Linked DNA regions of Homo sapiens: region 1 is linked to region 2. Evidence: read pairs that join two places in POLR2A ChIA-PET (ENCODE). Cell type or tissue: OCI-LY7. All regions are shown on one strand. Each heading gives the region's core, and the rest is flanking DNA. Links, peaks and the distances in the headings are about the cores only.

Region 1 (2,928 bases), core at 261-2,760, 980 kb before region 2:
TATGAAGCCAGTGTTACTGTGAAAAGAAGATTAAACGAAGACATCACAATAAAGAAAGCTACAGTCCAATGTGTCTTATGAATCTGGACATGAAAACCCTCAGCAAAATGTTAGCAAACTGAGTGAAAAAAAAAAGAGAGAATTACATACCACAGCTAAGAGAAAATCTACCCCAGTATGTGAGATTAGTTTAATAATCATAATGTAATACCCCATATCAATAGAATAAAAAGCAAAAATCATGCAATCATCTCAATAGATGCAGAAAAAGTATTTGACAATATTTAACATCTTTTTAATGATATAACCACTCTACAGGCTAGGAACAGGAGAGAACTTCCTCAACCTGGTCAAAGATATCCATAAAAAACCAAGAGTTAACATCATATTTACTGGTGAAAGACTGGATATTTTCTCATTAAGATCAGAAACAAAAGAAGAATGTCCTCTTTCCACTTCTATTAAATATTGTACTAAAGTTCTAGCCAGGGCAAATAAGAAAATAAACAAAAAAAATGGCATCCCAATCGGACCACAAAAAGTAAAACTATCTCTGTTTGCAGACGACATGATCTTGTATATAGAATAGCCTAAGAAACTCACTTTAAAAAAAGAATAAACAAGGTCAGCAATACTGCAGAATTTGGTTTCAACGCACAAACATCAATTGTCTTTCTTATACTTGCAATATCCATCCAAAAAGAAATTAAGAAAAAATCAATTTATAATAACATTAAAAAGAATAAAATACTTAACAAAGTATCCCATGCTCATTAATCAGAAGACATACGATTTGGATAGCAATATCCCCCAAACCGATCTACAGATTTAATGTAATACTCATTAGATCTAGCTGATTTCTTTGTAGAAACTGACAAGCTAATTCTAAAATTGATATGGAAATTGTAAGGGACCAAGAAGAGCCAAAACATTCTTGAAAAAAGAACAAAATATGAAAAACTCATACTTCTCAATTACAAAACTTAATTGCAAAGCAATGGTAATCAAGACAATGTGACATTAGAATAACCATAGATATATAAATCAATGGAATAGAATTGAAAGTCCAGAAATAAATCCCATGCCTATATGGTCAACTCATTTTTGACAAGACTACCAAAACCATTCAATGAGAGAGTAATAGTTTTTTCAACAAGTAGCATTGGAATAACTGAATACCACAAGTGAAATAATAAAGTTTTACTCTTACTTCATACTATTTCAAAAGCTAACTCAAAATGGATCAAATAATTAAATGTTAAGACCTGAAACTACAGAAACCTTAGAAGAAAACATAGGGATAAATCTTCATACCTCACGTTTGGCCATAGTTTCTTCTGTCTGACAACAAAAGCACAGGTAGCAAAAGAAAATATAGACAAATTGAGCTTCACCAAAATTAAAAACTTTTGTGCATAAAGGAATGCTATCAAAAAAGTGAAAAAGACAATCTACACAATTCAAGAACATATCTGAAAACCATATATCCAATAAGAGTCTATTACCTAGAATATATAAATAACTCTTACAACTCAACAATAAAAAGACAAACCCAATTTAAAATGGACACAGGACTTAGAGATTTCAGAAGAAGAAACACAAATGGCCAACACACACACACATACACACACAAAGATGCTCAACATAATTTATCATTAGAAAAATGCAAATCAAAACCACAATAATGAGATACCACTTTACACCCACTAGGGTGGCTATAATAATAGTGTTAACAAAAAAAGAAAATAATAAGAGTTGATGAAGTAGTAACGAAACTGGAACTCTTGCACATTCCCAGTGGGAATGTAAAATGCTGTAGCTACTGTGGAAAACAATTTTGGTGGTTCTTCAAATATTAAAACATAAAATTACCACATGACCCAGCAATTTCACTCCTAAGTATATACCCAAAAGAATTAAAAACAGGAGTTCAAGCAAAACCTCATATACAAATATCACAGCAGTGCTATTCACAATAACCAGAAAGTGAAGATACCCAAATATACATCGATGAATGGAATGGAAAGCAAAATGTAATATATCCATATACTGTAATAATATTCATCCATAAAAACATTAAGTACTGATACAGTAATATGTAAGAATCTTGGAAACATGCTAAGTTAAAGAAGTCGGTAACAAAAGACCACATATAATATGATTCTGTTTATGAAATCTCTTGAATAGGCAAATCTATAGATACAGAAAGCTGCTTAGAGATAGGGAGACGGGGCACATGAAAGTAATTGCTAAAGGATATGGGGTTTCTTTTTTTGGTGACTGAAATATTCTAAACATGACAGTGGTGATAATTGCACATATCTGTGAATATACTAAAAATCATTTAATCGTACACTTTAATGGGTGAGTTTTATGTAAATTATATCTCAATAAGCCTTTTAAAAAAAAAGAAAAGAAAAAGAAAAAGCTATGGTGCATCAAAAATTACCTGAATCATCTTTTCAGAAAGGTTGATATTAAAAAAAGAAAAGGTTAGTGTACACACACACACACACACACACACTCCCTCATATTAAGGTGATTTAAGTGAAGATCTGAGAAAGGTAAGGAAAGTAAAAATGAACATGTATACAAAGAGAAGCTCAAGAGTGAAGCACGGACACATGCTATATGCTTGTCCATGGGTTGGTACCTGATGGCCAGCTGAGTTTAACAGCTAAGGCCAGCTTCTGGCAAAATTAGCAAGCCATCTTTTCCCTGAGAGTCAGTTTCACTACCCAGCACCTAGCTCTCTTAGAACTTTTCCTTTTAACTGATTGTCAGGAAATCCCTACAAAAGTGTTAACTGACAATTTAGGCATGAGTCTTTGTGGGAGGTTTGGCAGAAGGAATTGTTCTTTGAATTTTTACAAGAAGCTTCTGGAAAAAAAAAATGGTTACAAAGAAGGAGGTGGAATTTTGAGAAGG
Region 2 (2,928 bases), core at 142-2,641:
ATATGCACTGTCTTGATTATTGTAGCTCTGTAGTAAGTACTGAAATGGGGAAATGTGAGCCCTCCAACTTTGATCATTTTTTTCAAGATTGTTTTGGCTATTCTGGGTCCCTTGCATTTCCATACACATCTTAGGATCAGCTTAAACATTTTTGCAAAAGAGGCAGCTGGAATTGTGATACAAATGGCATTGAATCTGTAGATCAATTTGAAAAGAACTGTCATCTTAACAATAAGTCTTCTGATCCATGAATATGGGAGATCTTTCCATTTCCTCCCATTTAATATGGGAGGTCTTTTCAAATTTCTTTGAATAATGTTTTGTAGCTTTCACTATATAATTTTGCATTTCTTTAAATTTATTCCTAAGTATCTTTTGATGCTAATGTAAATGGAATTGTTGTATTTTTATTGCTAGCATATACAAACATGACTGTTGTATTGATTTTGCATCCTGCTGAACCTGTGTATTATTTATAATAATTTTTTAGTGGATTCCTTAGGATTTTCTATATTCAAGATCATGTCATCTGCATGGCTTTACTTCTTCCTTCCCAATCTACACAGCTTTTATTTCTTTTTCTTGCCTAATTGCCTTGGGTAGAACTTCCAGGATGATATTGATTAGAAGTAGCAAGAGTAAACATCTTTATTTTTTTCCTATTCTTAGGGGGAAAACATTCAGTCATTTATCGTTAAGTATGTTAGTTGGGTTTTTCATAATGCCCTTTATTAGGCTGAGGAAGTTCCCTTCAACTCTTAGTTTGTTGAGTGTTTTTAATCATGAGTGTTAGATTTTGTCAAATGCTTTTTCTGTGCCCATTAAGATGATTATGTCATTTTTGTTTTTTATTATATTGATATGGTATATAATGTTAATAGATTTTCAGAGATTAAAAACCAACTTTGCATTCCTGGGATAATCCCACATTTTTATGGTGTATAATTCTTTTCATATGTTGCTGGATTTGGCTTGTGTATTAGTCCATTCTTGCACTGCTATAAATAAATACACAAGACTGGGTAATTTATAAAGGAAAGAGGTTTAATTGACTCATAGTTCTGCATGGCTGCAGAGGGCTCAGGAAACTTATAATCATGGCAGAAGGGAAAGCAGCCACCTGCTTCACAAGGCAGCAGAAGTGAGAGAAGTGTGTGAAGGAAGAACTGTCAAACACTTATAAAACCATAAGATCTCGTGAGAACTCACTCACTATCACAAGAACACCATGGAGGAACCGCCCCTGTGATCCAATCACCTCCTTCCCTTGACATGTGGGGATTATAATTTGAGATGAGATTTAGGTGAGGACACAGAGCCAAACCATATCAGCTTGTTAATATTTTGTTAAGGATTTGCTGTATTTTGAATTGATTCAATTTTTTCTACCCTTTAACATTGAGTAAAGTACAATATATGCAAGTATTTTTAGCTAATTATTGCATTTGAGGATTCATTGAGTGGTAAAGATAATCTGTAAGGTCTTGACATGTAGTGATTTGCATTTTGAGGAAGTAGGTGTCTAATAAATTATATACCACAGGAACAGGGTACATGGTGTTGCTTAGCTGGTGAAACTAGCCAAAGAATAAGCTTTCAAATCCCCAAATGGCTCTATTCTCTAATTTTTATTTTATCAAGCACTTTGGGGGCCAAATTACATGCTAGAGTGGCATACCTCATATGAAGCCTGTTCCTCTCAAGGCCCAGTTTTGGCAAACAAGCTTATTAAAACACAAAAAAATACCTATTCAAAACCAAGAATAATTTTTTAAAACTAAAACTTTTCAATCTCTTAAAGAACATCAAATGGGATCCAATTAAAATCTCACAGAACTTCTCAAAATCATTTCCCCACTCCTCTCCCTCTCAACTGCTCACAGAAAGCCACATTTAAGGGCTTTTGCTGCTCGCCCACCCCCACCCCCCCGCTTTTTTTTTTTTTTTTTTAAAGACAGACTCTTACGGTGTTGCCCAGGATAGAGTTCAGTGGCTCAATTTTGGCTCACTGCAACCTCCGCCTCCCGGGTTCAAGTGATTCTCCTGCCTCAGCCTCCCGAGTAGCTGGGATTACAGGTGCCCACCACCATGTTTGGCTAATTTTTGTATTTTTAGTAGAGACAGGGTTTCACCATGTTGGCCAGGCTGGTCTCGAACTCCTGACCTCAAGTGATCCGCCTGCCTCGGCCTCCCAAAGTGCTGAGATTACAGGTGTGAGCCACTGTGCCCGGACTTTTTTGTCTTGTCTATTTTTTTCCCCCATCTCCTGCCTTCCTGTATCCACCCATTTCACCTTTCAGTAGAGAAGCTGCACATTTGTGGCCCCTAGGCCAAATATGGCCTATGTGTGCATTTAATTTAATACGGTGTTTTACAAGCAAATTTAATTAGTTGTCAACATTTACAAGTTGGCAAATGAAACATAAAAATCTGTATCTGATTTGTGTCGAGAAATCTCTTAACAAGTTTGAAGGTTTGGCAAAATGTTGCCTTCATTTTACAACTGGCTAGCAGTGAATAGTGACTGCCTTCTTCAAATATGACATCTCTCTAGTTTGCCAGTGTTTACATTCCCTATTGTTTATTTGTGGCCAATTTTACTATTTATAATATAGACCTGGCCCCTGTAGATATTGGAGTTTGTGCCTTTTAATGCTGTCCTTTCCATTGTAAATTAGCCTTTCTCAGATTCCTTCCAATTTTGCAACTTTTCTATTATATTGAATAGCATTAAAAAGGTCTGAGAGCTCAGCAGGATCCCTTGAGAACTCTCAAGAGTCCAGAGGTGAGCTATAGCCTTTTGGACACTATAAGCATTAATATAATCCCTGTGCAGAACCCTATCAGTTAGAGAAGAGAAAACTCACACAACTGATTAGAGTAACTTTGTATATGTAAGACCTCTTTCCGGGATGGAAAACCAGCTCT

The links. Peaks named below come from ENCODE experiments on the same cell type or tissue, not always from the same donor. Only the 100,000 strongest peaks of a DNase experiment are listed, where the experiment ranks them.
Region 1: POLR2A ChIA-PET joins it to region 2 with 12 read pairs; 2 of 35 experiments call an interaction of 5 or more read pairs at or near these places.

What each region holds. Positions count from the first base shown.
Region 1 is chr2:198,925,211-198,928,138 of GRCh38, forward strand. No RefSeq gene overlaps it. Among named protein-coding and RNA genes, the nearest start is that of SATB2, 530 kb to the right of the region's middle. In OCI-LY7, for the core only: no CTCF peak of the experiment used is centred there; no DNase peak of the experiment used is centred there.
Region 2 is chr2:199,905,996-199,908,923 of GRCh38, forward strand. All of the region lies in intron 2 of LOC101927687 (a long non-coding RNA gene), which reads right to left. Among named protein-coding and RNA genes, the nearest start is that of C2orf69, 3.8 kb to the right of the region's middle. In OCI-LY7, for the core only: no CTCF peak of the experiment used is centred there; a DNase peak (open chromatin) is centred at 1,136.